Regions from separate parts of the Homo sapiens genome. Here all the other regions are linked to region 2. A link is a contact called in ENCODE Hi-C or POLR2A ChIA-PET data. All regions are on one chromosome and are shown on one strand. Each heading gives the region's core, a stretch centred on a gene start or an enhancer-like site at or near the end of the contact. The rest is flanking DNA. Distances are from core to core; before and after follow the strand shown. Region 1 holds the start of SENP2 (SUMO specific peptidase 2). Region 2 holds the start of MCCC1 (methylcrotonyl-CoA carboxylase subunit 1). Region 3 holds the start of TRA2B (transformer 2 beta homolog). Region 4 holds the start of DNAJC19 (DnaJ heat shock protein family (Hsp40) member C19). Region 5 holds the start of FXR1 (FMR1 autosomal homolog 1).

Region 1 (2,700 bases), core at 136-2,635, 2.5 Mb before region 2:
CAGGAGAATGGCGTGACTCCCGGAGGCAGAGCTTGCAGTGAGCCGAGATTGCGCCACTGCACTCCAGCCTGGGGGACAGAGCGAGACTCCTTCTCAAAAAAAAAAAAAATTAACACTTGATCACTAAAGTTGAAGAGGGGGCATAGAATTTGTATAGTATTTTATTTTCCAGATTTTTAGGTAAGGAGGTCGATACAATAAAATGGGACACTCCAAAGAGTAGATGCTAAATAAGAATAGCTTTTGGGGCTGAGTGCAGTGGCTCATGCCTGCAGTCCCAGCACTTCCAAAGGCTGGGGTGGGCGGATCACTTGAGGTCAGGAGTTCAAGGCCAGCCTAGCCAATATAGTGAAACCCCATCTCTACTAAAAACACAAAAATTAGCCAGGCGTGGTGGTGCACACCTGCAATCCCAGCTACTTGGGAGGCTGAGGCAGGGGAATCGCTTGAACCCAGGAGGCGGAGGTTGCGGTAAGCCGAGATCGCACCACTGCACTCCAGCCTGGGCGACAGAGCAAGACTCCGTCTCAACCAAAAGAAAAAGAAAAAAAGAAAAGAATAGCTTTGCGTTTCCCCCAAATTTTAACCGAATTTAAGAGTACAGACTAGTGATTGTTTTAAAGGAGTGAGGCACCTAAGCCTTTTTACTCATTCACTAATTCTAAAGCACAAAACCCTTCTGGCCCCAAACACACAGACTGTTTGACAGCTGTTTTGGAACAAAACAGGTGCTGTTTCTTGCTGCAAGGACAGTACTTGCAGTCAAAACGGCTTTGGGCAAGCTATGAATCTCACTTCAACTGCACTTAATGTCTGCAGATGACACTTGCGAGGGTGCTTTGTAAACAGTGAGCCACAACAAAGACAGTATTCCTTCAATGTTAGTGTTCAGCCTAAGAGCGGCAAAGCCCCATTTGTTATCAGCAACCAGCTTGGCCTCTGACAAGAATGTCAAAGACCCTGCCATCACCGGCCGCTACGAAGACGACCAGCTCCTCCTTCATCAGGAGCTGCCTCCCTACAGCCTGGCGGGAGCGACTACGTCACTAGGATCCCGGCGACCTGTTTCGGGTGAGCCTGGCTGAATCAAAGCTATCACGGCCGAGGAGCCCGCTGTGGGGGAGGGGGTAAGGCCAGGCTGGCGCTCAGCCCCCTCTCGTCTCACCTGTCTGAGCGCCGCCTCTTCAGGAGGGCCCGGGCAGGGGGCACCGACCGGTCGCAGAAACGGAAAATGGTGCCGAGAATCCTAACCAGCCATCTGTACATACCAGGCCCAAGCAGCAGCGGCGGCCGACACACCCCGAGACGCAAACCCCAGAGCTGTCGCCGCCGCTGCCGCCTTCGCCGTCTTAACCACCACCGCCAGAGTTCGGTCGCTGATTTGTGACGCGATTCAAGAGCCCACAGATACAGCGTCCCCAGGGCTACCAGAGGCCCCCGCCCGCCACCACTCCTGACGTCACCTCCTCCCGCCCGACCGGAAAGCTCCATTCTCAATCTGCGCACGCGCAACCTAGCACCGCTCCCTATTTCCGAGCCCAGCAACAAGAGTAATTGTGGGACGGTCCCGGCCCAATCGCTGACGAGATCGGAAGGGCTGTCGGCAGGGTTTTCTCTTCGGCGGAGCCAATCCGGAGCCGGCCCGTGGGACAAGGCCCACAGGCCACATGTGAGGCTGCTCCACTCCGGAGGAGGCGTTCCGGGGTCCCAGAGGACATTAGGTGCTCAGTGTTTGCTGAATGCACATGTAAAGGTAGATCAGGTTAATTAACACACGTTTACCGTTTTAGGCGCCCTTTATTTTGCACTTACCTTTTGCCTCGTACTTTTCACGCATTGTCACCTTAATATGCCCAGCAATGGCGTGTGACAGAGAGTCTTAAGCCAGTTTTATAAGTCAAGGAAATTGAGGCATAGAGCGATTAAGTTATTTGTCTAAGATCACAAAACTAGCTAGAGACGTGGCTGGAACTTGAACCCGGGGTCTGAGTACCAGCGCCAGTCCCTCGCCCTTGAGGTCAGTCTACTTGGAGACATGTACATAGATAATTACAAATTACAATACACCGTAAGTGGTTGCTGTGATAAAGGTATGTGCAGAGTGCAGTGGGAGCCAGAGAAAGGAAAACCACACACTGAGGGAGAGAAGGAAAGGGCAGATGTCCTCAAGAAAGGCTTCACAGAAATTTAAGGATGAAACCTGCGGCCCACTAATGTCTCCTACCCTGGGCTAGTAAGTAATGAGTCTCGTTACTCTCCCTCTATAATTCCAATGTCACACTTCTAGTTAATTGTCAACTATAGGCCGGGCGCGGTGGCTCCTGCCTTTAATCCCAGCACTTTGGGAGGCTGAGGTGGGCAGATAGCTTGAGCCCAGGAGTTTGAGACCAGTCTGTGCAACATAGTAAAACCCCATCTTTACAAAAAATACAAAAATTAGCCGGGTGTGGTGGCACGCACCTGTAGTCCCAACTACTTGGTAGGCTGAGGTGAGACGATCACTTGAGCCCAGGAGGTTGAGACTGCAGTGAGTCGTGATCACGCCACTGCACTCCAGCCAGGGTGACAGAGTGGGACCCTGACGCACCCCATCAAAAAATTATCAACTGTAAAACAAATCCCACCCTATTTAGTGATAGAAAATCCAGTCCCCTCTTCCAAACAATCCTAAGAATCCTCAAAGGTTTTCATGCCCCACAA
Region 2 (2,700 bases), core at 174-2,673:
CAGTTCCCGCTCGTGTCTCTCCCTCCACACCTCCCTGCAAGCTGAGGGAGTGGGCTCCGGCCTTGGCCAGCCCAGAAAGGGGCTCCCACAGTGCAGTGGGGGACTGAAGGGCTCCTCAAATGCCACCAAAGTGGGAGCCCAGGCAGGGGAGGTGCCGAGAGCAAGCGAGGGTTCTGAGGACTGCCAGCACGCTGTCACATCTCAATGGGGGGTTACAAGACATGAGCCACAGCACCCAGCGTAGTTAATATTTTATTTAGAATTTTTCCACTGATACTTACATGTGAAATTGGTCTGTCGTGTGTGTGTGCGTGATATCTTTGTTGATTTTGGTATCAAAGTTATGTTTACTTTTTAAAAAGAGTTTGGAAGACTTCCATCTTTTTTGTGCTCTGGGACAGAATTAATAGCATTTGAGTCAATTACTCATTTGTGTGGAATTTTCTTGCAAGACATGGAGGGCTTTTGTAACTTTTAGGGGTGAAGGTGAAGGTGAAAGTGGGCCATGGTGGTAGCAAGGATAGTTCTTTGATAAACTTCTCTATTTTTTCTGTGGTAACGGTTTGCTTAAATTTTGTCTCTTCCAGGATCTATTTTGATAAATTGTATTTTCTTGTAACATCATCCATTTCATCCAGAGTTTTAAGTTCACTTGAAGTTAAGCAAAATTAGCATCTTACAAATCTATAATTTGTTTCCTGTGTCTGTGATTTTCCCCTGCTTGTTTTTTAAATCATGTCAAATGTGCATTTTTCTCTATTTCTGATTAGATAACTATTTTATTTTTTGTGAACCTGTGGGTTTATTAGTCCTTTGACACTGGTTTCCTGAATTCATTTATTTATTCCTTTATCTTCCCTAATTTCTCCCTCCTGCTTTCCTCATGAAGCATCTACATGTAGTGTTTACAGTTTCTTTATTCTCTAGATGTTCCTCAGTTTGCTCTTTGACTTCCTCTTTTTCCCAATAGTCAGTTAGAATACCTGTTTTAAGCTCAGGTGGTTTAAAGATTTTCACTTTAGCTTATTTATTTTTTCATCCCTGAGAGCACTAGAGAATTGTGTATCCTGCTGTCCATCCGCATTTGGCTTCTTCCCCAGGGTTCTTCTCCCAGAAGGTGACGAGAGCGAAGAAACCCCACGGGATGCAGGAAGAAACAGTGACAGGCAACCAAGAGGGGGAGGATGGAGAAAACCCTTGCCTTAGTCAGAGCAGGCCCCAGGGGACGCAGAAACAAAGGCCACACCCCCACGAGCACGTGGCCAGACTGCCCAATCGTCGCTACTGAAGCCGGGCTCTGGTCTTTGATTGGTGTTCGTGGAGACGCCCTCACATTCTTGGATCAGCCCAAAGGTAGGCTCAGGCTCCGACGGTGGCCGGCGGGGGTCACGAGGCTTCGTAGTGGAGGAACGGGTTTGGCGTGTGGGACGCAGCTGCCTCTGTACTGGGGAGTCACGGAGTGGCCGGGCTCCAGGGACATGGCGGCGGCCTCTGCGGTGTCGGTGCTGCTGGTGGCGGCGGAGAGGAACCGGTGGCATCGTCTCCCGAGCCTGCTCCTGCCGCCGAGGTGGGTGGAGGGGCCATGGCTCAGTGGGCAGAGGCGGGAGCGAGGGGTGCACGGACCCGCGTGAGCGGTGGGAGGTGCGGCGGAACCCAGGGTCGGTGTGGGGAGGACGGTAGGAAAACCCCAGGCACTTTCGGAGGGGTTCTGCCGGCAGTCACGGCGTCGGGAGGAAGACATCCCCACCAGCCCTTCCCTTTCTCCCCGCTTCCGCACATCCACGCTTCAGCGCGCCTTTGGCTTCTGTTTTTCCATTTCTGAGGACTGGGCCCGCCATCCTCCAGGCTCCCCTCGCCGTCGCTGCAGCTCGTAGCCGTTTACATCGGGCTTTCGCAGCACCCCTTAGGTGGGAGCGTTGTTATAATCCGGTTCCGGGGAAGCCCAAAGGGATCAACGACTTCCTCAACGAAACACAGCTAGTAAGAAATGGGGCCGGGATGCCCTCAAAGCCATTTTTCAGTTCAGCTGTGCCCCATCAGGTGTCCAGTTCAGAGAAAGACTCCTGGAGTTCCTTCTCATTGTTAGAAGAGTGAAGTTGTCAAGAAGAGCAAATGTACCTTCCACAGAGCTGGGAAATTATTTTGTCAAAAACTCTTGTACCCAAGTTTGAACAACGCTATCAGATGACTCAGTCTAGCTCACCTGACTCCAGCTCTGTTTCAAATTTTGAGCTCTAAGCTTTGGTGGCAATAACTCTGGCAGTGAAAAAACCCTCAGGCTTGTAGATAGCTTTGCTTCTTTGTCTTCTTTTGCTTCATCGTTATCATCCTTCATCATTCTGGAAAGATTGACAGTTTAGTGTTCAAGGGCACAGACTCTGCAGTCAAGGCTGAGGTCTTAGTTAGCTACTCACTAGGTGTGTGACTTTGGGTAAGTTACTTAATATTTCTTCTTTAATTTCCTCACCTTGGAGATGATACGAGTACCTTGGGTTGTGAAAACTAAATGAATTAATTCATGGAATGAGGTTTAAGCACAATCTGGTACATAAGATCAGTCTATAAATGCAAACTCAACCATTTATATGAACGTTTGCTTGCTTTTATTTTCCAGAAATATTGTAGATGCCCTTTTTAGTTACTTAATTGTAGGAGTGCCCCAGAGAAACATAAGAAAGTTGTTGGAAGTTGGCGGGGCGC
Region 3 (2,700 bases), core at 180-2,679, 2.8 Mb before region 2:
AGAATCACTTGAACCCGGGAGGCAGACGTTGCAGTGAGCCGAGATCGCGCCGTTGCACTCCAGTCTGAGCGACAAAGCAAGACTCCGTCTCAAAAAAAAGAAGAAAGAAAGTATCCGACTTGGTCTTGGGCTCTTCTCACTATAATCCAACTATATTCTCTTACGAAATGGCAGAATTAATCTTCCCTCCTTGTGACACCCCTGTAGTTATACATGCCTCTGGCACTTACAATCATTTTTTCTAATTGTGTTTAACGGTTCTAGCACATTACTTTGTAACTTTAGAATAGAGATTGTGTCTGATTCCTGTGTATTAAGGTCCGACCTTTTTTATTTTTATTTATTTATTTTTTAGACAGAGTCTCGCTCTGTCGCCCAGGCTGGAGTGCAGCGGTCCGATCTCGGCTCACTGCAACCTCCGCCTCCCGGGTTCAAGCGATTCTCCTGCCTCAGCCTCCCGAGTGGCTGGGATTACAGGCATGCATCACCACTCCCGGCTAATTTTTTTGTATTTTTAGTAAAGACTGGGTTTCACCATGTTGGCCAGGCTGGTCTCGAACTCCTGACCATGTGATCCGCCTGCCTCGGCCTCTCAAAGTGCTGGGATTACAGGCGTGAGCCACCGCACCCAGCCGATCTGACCTTTTTTTTTTTTTTTTTTTTTTTTTGAGACGGAATCTCGCTCTATTGCCCAGGCTGGAGTGCAGTGGCGCGATCTCGGCTCACTGCAAGCTCCGCCTCCTGGGTTCACGCCATTCTCCTGCCTCAGCCTCCCAAGTAGCTGGGACTACAGGCGCCCGCCACCGCGCCTGGCTAATTTTTTTGTATTTTTAGTAGAGACGGAGTTTCACTGGGTTAGCCAGAATGGTTTCGATCTCCTGACCTCGTGATCCACCCGTCTCGGCCTCCCAAAGTGCTAGGATTACAGCGTGAGCCAGCGCGCCCAGCCCGATCTGACCTTTTTTAAATGAAGACGTATTCAGGAAGGAAATATCTACAAGTAAGACAAAATTAAGTAAGAACCCAATGTACGAACATTCACTTCTCTAACAAAGGAAAGACACAAAACAAGAAACTAATAAGGCGGAGAAAGGAATTGAGATTGGGGGAAACAGCATCTCCTTCCTCCCTGCACACTCGGCAGGTTCCCTGGAAAGTTCTAGAAGGGATTCAGAAGTGGCTGGTGACATCACTGTGGCTCCGTGGCGCCCACTACAGCAGCCAAACGACACGCTAGCTTTCCCGCCTCATAGAGGCTCGTGAATGGGGGTGGGGCCCTGCGAGGGGCGGGGTCACGTCACTTCCTGTGCGGGACGCGCTGCAGCTGGAGAGGAAAGGCAGAGCGAGGAGGGGCGAGGCCAAGAAAGCGCGCGTTTCTGGGAGGGGAGGAGCCTGGCTAAGGAGCGCCGCGTCACATCCGGTAGAGTTAGAGCCCGTGCGGAGGCGGTGCGGAGCATTTCGGCTCTGAGCGGCTGGGCGACCGGCGCGTCGTGCGGGGCTGCGGCGGAGCCTCCTTAAGGAAGGTGCAAGAGGTTGGCAGCTTCGATTGAAGCACATCGACCGGCGACAGCAGCCAGGAGTCATGAGCGACAGCGGCGAGCAGAACTACGGCGAGCGGGTACGTAGAGCTGCGGTAGGGGGTGGCTGTGTGGTCCTAGCTCCTTGCATCTTTTTCTAGGCCCGTCGGCCTCGGGCCAGGAGGCAGGGGCGTTTTAGGCTCCGAAGTCTGAAGCCGGGAGGGCAGGCAAGGGAGACAGCATTTAACCAAAAAAAGCCTTTGTGGATAGTGCCTTAGTGCCTTTGGTCGTGAAGGAGGGAGGCCCCCGGCGGGTTTATGTGGCTTCTGCCCGAGACGGCCGTTTTTCCCGTTATAAGAGGGGGAAGATGAAAATGGCCGCTGCGTCCCCGCGGTGTTGGGGGAGGGGAGCGATATCTTATTTCGGCGTTGCTCTCCTGCGAAGGTCCGCCGCAGCCATCTTGGGCTGGCGGGCTGGGCGAGCTGCCAGAGGCACAAAATGGCGGAGAAGCCGCGCGGCAACGCGGACCCGACCCGCAGCGGGCCGCGCTTCGTAAGGCCGCGTGGTGGGGTGCAAGGGGACAGACGACGTTCTTTTGGGTCTTTGGGCCGGTGTTTAGGTTAACGAAGGACCGTCTTTGCCTCCACGGAAAGGACGGAGTCTGGGATGTCTTTGGGGCCTCTTAAGATGGAAACTAATCCAAGGCCGACTAAGTTCTGGGCCCGTTAGGTGGAGGGGATTGCGTGAGGGCTTTGTGTTTGGCCTAAATGAAGCGCTTTTCTCTGATGCCGAAAGGGCTTCCCAGGCAAAAATCTGTATCAGTATTCTATTAGGACAGACCACAAAGTCGTTAAGATGATTTTGTGGACATCGCATTTCCACGGGATTGTGAAGGAGAAATTGGCGGGCAACCATTTACGGCGCCGTTATTTCCTTTGTTTTGAGGCGTTCTAATACTTAGAACCACAGCGTGTGTTGGCTACAGTTTTCTTTCCCTTAAGTTTCCACCTCTTAAAGGTGTTCAGTGAGGGTTGATTGAATTGCGGGAACAAGACAGTTCTAGGGTTTAAACAGCATACGTAGCTGGTCTGTGGGGCTCTGGGTATTGGATTCGGAAAGCATTGAATGATGCGAACATACGAGGCTTGCTAGAATTAAGAGGAATCTGTTAGAAGGGTGATAG
Region 4 (2,700 bases), core at 106-2,605, 2.1 Mb after region 2:
TTTTCCAAGTCACAGTATTAGTAAGTGACAGAGCCAGGTTACCTCCAGTTTGATCTGCCACCAAAAAAAGAGCTATCTCCAGCTCAACAAAATGTCTTGCTGTGTTGCTACTCCCAATTTCCTGAGTCTGGGTTTTGTAAAGTCTCAAAGCTAATTAGAGTCTACTGTAAATCTATTCCTCCAGAAACTGCATTACACAGTTTGTACATACCAAAAATATGCATAATAAATTTTTCCAGATAGCATTCTAGCTTGTTGATGCCAATTTGGTCCCAAGGTCTTATGCCTCACTTGATTATTTATTTTGTAATTGTTGGGTAAAAACCAGATAAAAGAGAGGCAAAAGAGGAAGTTATAAACTTAATGCTAGTGTCTTAGTGCTGGATGTCACCTTAAATCATGTGTTGACAATAAATTACATCACAAAAACCTTAGCGCTAGAAGAGCTCTTGGATTATCAAATGCAAACTGCTTTTACAGATGAGGAAAACAAACCCAAAAATTTTGCATATTTGTTTAATAACTAACAAACTCATCAAAGCAGAATTGCATTGCAATGTAAACGGATATTTAACACTGTAAATTCTGAGTGGGAAGTAACTCCAAACTTATTTTGATCATGCAAACGTTGCATTGTAAAATTCCATTATTGTCTCCATTATTTTTTTCTTCTCAAGCATTTATGTAGGGATGTATGAAACTGATGTCCACGTAAGGGCAAAATCCAGCCCTACTTTTTATTTTGGGTGAGGAGGAAAACTTTTAAATAGCCCTTTTCAGTTGTAGGATCTTGACATTCCATGTTCAGAATATGAACTGTCTTTAATCCCATTCTACAAAACGAAAACCCAAATATTCACAAAGTCTTGTCAAGTCACATCCTTAAATGAAGTTCTTTTACATTAAAAAATGCTACCGAGCAATCCCTGAAACACAGTGTGGTTGGTTTCATTTGTTTTTCTGGGCATCTCGTTTCCTACACTGGGTTACAACATATTTGTTTGGGTTCGTGGTGGAAATGTCACAGCATGTTTAACTACATTCATTACCCTTGACAATTATTAACATAAAATAAAGGCAAAACGAGGTGCTAAGATGTAGGGGGAAAAAATCGGTCTGAGTAAGGCTGCCCATGCCCTTCCCTGCAAGAATTTCCAAATACCCACCGCCCAGGAGCAAAGGACAGAAAACACAGAGAAGCCCCACCCCTACACCCAGAAATAAAGAGATCCGCCCACCCTTCAACCAACCCGAAGTCGCTTTCTCCGCTCTGTCCACTGCTTGAGCGACTTTCCTTCTCCTCCGCGTCCCCTTTTACGACAGTTTTCCGGCCTAGTTTGCGGCTGCTCCTGCCGTGTTGCGTAGGGCGCCTGTGCTTGAGGTTGGGGGTTGCGTCGCTCTCTGGTAAAGGCGTGCAGGTGTTGGCCGCGGCCTCTGAGCTGGGATGAGCCGTGCTCCCGGTGGAAGCAAGGGAGCCCAGCCGGAGCCATGGTGAGTGCGGCCTTCCGGTCTTCTTGGCGACCTCCGGCCCAGGCCTCAACCTCAGCTCCCCGCCTCGGAGGTGTGGAGTTGAAGTTGTGCTCCTTAGTGCGACTGCGGGCGGGAGGTTTCGGTTATTGGGGAGTCACACTCACCAGGACACAACCCTGTTGGCTCGCTCTCTTGGGGGTTTGTGTTTTTACATCGTCTTTCTGCACGGTTCTCCAGCTTCTTGTCCGCACGGGCTCTGCAGGTGTTGCTTGCCTGGAACTCCTGTAAGGTCAGAGGCTGTCATGGACTCGGAGATTAGTGGAAACGTATTTGATTATAAGTGCCCTTGCCCTAACACATCTTCACAGCACTAGCTCCACTTTGCTATGTCCTTCTCTTTGGCTTTTGCTGACAGATGTCTTCTCCATGCTTCCTGAACATATTTGGGCCTGTCTTGTTAGGAAACAACAGGGCAGTGCCAAAGGTATTAGTCTCCTAGTTTAGCCCACGTTTAGCCTCGAAAATGCGTTGTTAGAATTTTACAGGAGCCGTCTGTAAACAGTTTTTCCTTCTGTAGCAGAAACCTTATTTCCACATTTTTTTTTTTTTTTTTGAGACAGAGTCTTGCTCGGTCGCCTAGGCTGGAGTGCAGTGGCACAATCTTGGCTCACTACAAGCTCCGCCTCCCGGGTTCGCCATTCTCCTGCCTCAGCCTCCCAAGTAGCTGGGATTACAGGCGCCCACCACCACGCCCAGCTAATTTTTTTTTTTTTTGTATTTTTAGTAGAGACGGGGTTTCACCATGGTAGCCAGGATGGTCTCGATCTCCCGACCTAGTGATACGCCCGCCTCGCCTCCCAAAATGCTGGAATTACAGGCGTGAGCCACCGCGCCTGGCCTATTTCCACTACTTTTGATTGAACTTTAATGTGACTTAATTTGTCTGGTGATGAAAGAAGTTTTCAAAGGGAGGGAATCATCTTTTTCACTATTGTAAAGATAAATAAGCAAGTCGAACTTGCCCTCTTTCCCATATGATGAATCCTGTAACTTTAATGCATTCAGCATAACAGATGCAGTAGTTTTAAAGATTACTGGACAGAATATTTCCGCCTTAAAAGTTGTTTCTCTGCCAGGCATGGTGGCTTATGCCTATAATCTTAGCACTTTGGGAGGCCAAGGTGGGAGGATTGCTTGAGGCCAGGAGTTCAAGACCAGCCTAAGCAACAT
Region 5 (2,700 bases), core at 145-2,644, 2.2 Mb after region 2:
GCTTAGGGGGATCCTTTATACGCTGTGATTCCCCATTATGCTGGTACCACGTGACAGTTAAACCAAATCCACAGAGCTAATCAGTAAACTAAGAAAAGAAAATCAAAATGCTGAAAATAGAAAATCGTGGCCAAATAAAATAAAAACCCATAGGATAAAAGGTACGCTGAAATGAAAACCTGTGAGAATTCACTTTGCATACGCACAATACTCATGTATTAGAAGAAGGCCCTTCATAAAAATAGCCAAGACTCTCAAACATTTGAGATGCTGGCTTAGTGAGATTGACTGACAGACAACAGCTGGGGAGATTCTGTATTGATCTTCTAACAACCTGGCGTATTTCGGGAAAATAAGGAGAAAAGAACGCTATAGTGGCAAAAAATAAACTATTAGGATTTCATTTTCAGATATGTGAACGCTGAATGCCCCACCAAATTCCTCTACTCTATTCCTCTTACGTTTTTCAGCCCCGATTCCATAGTAATGGATGTCCTTCCTCCCAAGCAAACAAACAAAAAACCTCGTGGGAGAAAAAACAAAACAAAACAAAACCTCCCTCCAAAAACAGGGGCAGTGATATAAAGAAATTAGTCACCTCTCCACCTATCTCCCTGATCCATTTCGCATTTTAAATCTTACTTTAAAGCTCACAACTCTCCTTTTCTTCCGTAATAGAGGGGCTAAGGCGCCGCCCAATTTCCCAGGCCGCAAAAATATTCCAACCCGCCACAATTCAAGGTTTTCTGCTTTTCTGTATTTGATCCTAACCCTCAATCCGGTACCCCCATTCTCCTCAGACACTAAAGATTTGTTGGCCCAAAACTCAAATACAAGGGTGAATTCCAAAGATTCCGCGATACACCCGCCCCAAGGGGTGGGGAGGGGTCGGAGGAGCGGGCTGAGGAGCTCCCGCCCGGCCCAGTTCGAGGGGCGGGGGAGCGGGTGAGACCACACAATCCCACCGCCTCCTTTCACGACTCCCCCACCTCCCAGAGCTCGGGCCTGCTCCGAAGGAGCTCCCGCCGCCCAGCAGCCACTCAGTTGCTTCCCACCGGCCCGCCAAGAACCGCACTAGCAACCAAGAGGGTTCATAACTAGGAAAATGCAAGAGGTGTCCGACGTGTTGTTTCAAAACATAACGGAGCCCCGGCCCCCGAGACCGTTAAACCGCGGGTGGAGGGGGGAGAAGCAAGGAATCCAGCGGCCTCGAGCTTTGGCCTGGCTGCCTTTCCGACCCCAAACCTCACTCTCTGGGACCACCAACCCTCCCTCAAACGCGCTCCAGCACCCAGAACACTCGACAAAGTGGCAAAACGGTCAGTACCTTGTAGAAAGCCCCGTTAGAGCCGCGAACCTCCACCGTCAGCTCCGCCATGTTGGAACCGCAAAGGCCGCTGGGAAGAGATTCTAGAAACTTTCCAACCAGAGGGGAGGAGGGGGGAGGGGCGAGAAGGAGGCGGGGAAAGGGGAGGGGAAAACAGGGCTGGGATTGGGATCCCCCGCCCTTCACCCCTGGGGTCTCAACGTGCCGCCCCGACTCTCCAGGTGGGATCCCTGCGCACCCTGCATCACCGGCTTTGGGCTCCGCCTGCCGCCGTCTACGTCGGATTTGCCTCCAGACACAATCGCCCGACCTTTGTTGACCCGCCCCTAGGTCTCCGCCCCACAGTGCCCGCAGTTCGCACCGCGGCGGCCGAGTAGTGCCTCCAGCTGCCACAGAATGAACTGCCCAGGCACAGCCTGCCCGGCGCATCGGCATTCCCCTGAGCTCCGGCATCCTGACCTTAAACTTCTGGAAGTGCTGGCTGCCCTGGAATGGCTTTCTCACCCACTTTTTGGGCTCCAGTTGCCCTGGGGAAGAGGGATGCCTACAAAATAGACATACTGTTGTGCCCCAAGTTATTTCGCCCCGCTCTTTTTTTAAAAAAAGTTGGGCCTTCTCTTCACTCAAATTCCACAGTTCCACACCCCCTCAAACAATTTGGCCTAGCCCTCTCCCCACCTGTTACCACTTTAGCTCTTTAAAAGTCAAACTGAGTATTTTCAGGGCAAGTAATTGTGTTCACACCCTAGAACAGAGTTTAGGTGAATTCGCCTTATTAAAAGTAGTCAGACAAACTTAATAGAGCAGGAGACCACGTTTTCCTCTGTTAAATGCATGCAAATTTCCGCAAATAGGATCAAAGCAGAACCATCTCCAGTTTTGTAAGCATAACAAATACTTTGGGTATGGATTTTAACAACTTAATACTGAAGCTCCTTCCCTAAGCAAGGGCTTTGGAAAATAATACTATAAGTGCTCCTTGTTATACTTACATTATTACCGTTTTCGCAGAAAAACTTAAGAAAGGATACTTTGCTAACATTCTATACTTCCCATGAAACGCCCACTGACCCAGTTTTTCAGATTCTAAAAAAATAAAATGTACACAACATTTTATGAGCACGTCTGCATCTCTGAAGATTCTGGGAAAAAATGAGGGCTGTGAAAGTGCTCACTGTTGTTATGTACAGGATATTCTATTTATTTATTTATTTAGAGACAGGGTCTCACTCTGTTACCCAAGATGGAGTGCAGTGGCGTGATTACGTGGCAGCCTGGACTTCCCAGGCTCAGGTGATGCTGCCACCTCAGCCTCCCGAGTAGCTAGGACTACAATATTTATTTTATTTTATTTTATTTTATTTATTATTATT

What was found. A loop is a pair of places that touch in the nucleus more often than their neighbours do. ChIA-PET counts read pairs that join two places held with the same protein, here RNA polymerase II (POLR2A). Pooled maps may share reads with other maps.
Region 1: a loop to region 2 is called in a map of CD8-positive, alpha-beta T cell, with 11 times the contacts of the local background. The contact joins the promoter of SENP2 here to the promoter of MCCC1 in region 2. A Hi-C loop is called at or near these places in 2 of 168 maps with a recorded cell type or tissue (CD8-positive, alpha-beta T cell and naive thymus-derived CD4-positive, alpha-beta T cell) and 7 of 50 pooled maps. POLR2A ChIA-PET finds 5 or more read pairs at or near these places in 1 of 52 experiments (CD4-positive, alpha-beta T cell).
Region 3: a map of CD4-positive, alpha-beta T cell shows a loop between it and region 2 (8-fold over the local background). The contact joins the promoter of TRA2B here to the promoter of MCCC1 in region 2. A Hi-C loop is called at or near these places in 2 of 168 maps with a recorded cell type or tissue (CD4-positive, alpha-beta T cell and naive thymus-derived CD4-positive, alpha-beta T cell) and 8 of 50 pooled maps.
Region 4: a loop to region 2 is called in a map of naive thymus-derived CD4-positive, alpha-beta T cell, with 9 times the contacts of the local background. The contact joins the promoter of DNAJC19 here to the promoter of MCCC1 in region 2. A Hi-C loop is called at or near these places in 1 of 168 maps with a recorded cell type or tissue (naive thymus-derived CD4-positive, alpha-beta T cell) and 10 of 50 pooled maps. POLR2A ChIA-PET finds 5 or more read pairs at or near these places in 1 of 52 experiments (Panc1).
Region 5: a map of CD8-positive, alpha-beta T cell shows a loop between it and region 2 (9-fold over the local background). The contact joins the promoter of FXR1 here to the promoter of MCCC1 in region 2. A Hi-C loop is called at or near these places in 2 of 168 maps with a recorded cell type or tissue (CD8-positive, alpha-beta T cell and naive thymus-derived CD4-positive, alpha-beta T cell) and 8 of 50 pooled maps. POLR2A ChIA-PET finds 5 or more read pairs at or near these places in 1 of 52 experiments (T-cell).

What each region holds. Positions count from the first base shown.
Region 1 is chr3:185,584,980-185,587,679 of GRCh38, reverse strand. SENP2 (SUMO specific peptidase 2) reads right to left here and starts at 1,385. Exons shown (of 17, transcript NM_021627.3): 1 at 1,166-1,385. The coding sequence starts at 1,266. RefSeq lists enhancers at 1,306-1,705, 1,746-1,795, 1,289-1,907, 1,908-2,526, 2,527-2,700.
Region 2 is chr3:183,098,219-183,100,918 of GRCh38, reverse strand. It overlaps MCCC1 (methylcrotonyl-CoA carboxylase subunit 1), which reads left to right and starts at 1,423. Exons shown (of 19, transcript NM_020166.5): 1 at 1,423-1,567. The coding sequence starts at 1,479. RefSeq lists an enhancer at 1,358-1,497.
Region 3 is chr3:185,936,743-185,939,442 of GRCh38, reverse strand. TRA2B (transformer 2 beta homolog) reads left to right here and starts at 1,429. Exons shown (of 9, transcript NM_004593.3): 1 at 1,429-1,618. The coding sequence starts at 1,583. RefSeq lists enhancers at 1,498-1,957, 1,368-2,095, 1,998-2,207.
Region 4 is chr3:180,988,391-180,991,090 of GRCh38, reverse strand. DNAJC19 (DnaJ heat shock protein family (Hsp40) member C19) reads left to right here and starts at 1,355. Exons shown (of 6, transcript NM_145261.4): 1 at 1,355-1,491. The coding sequence starts at 1,489.
Region 5 is chr3:180,911,364-180,914,063 of GRCh38, reverse strand. It overlaps FXR1 (FMR1 autosomal homolog 1), which reads right to left and starts at 1,394. Exons shown (of 17, transcript NM_005087.4): 1 at 1,328-1,394. The coding sequence starts at 1,378. RefSeq lists enhancers at 1,123-1,212, 1,783-1,932, 1,748-2,403 and silencers at 1,363-1,462, 1,469-1,763.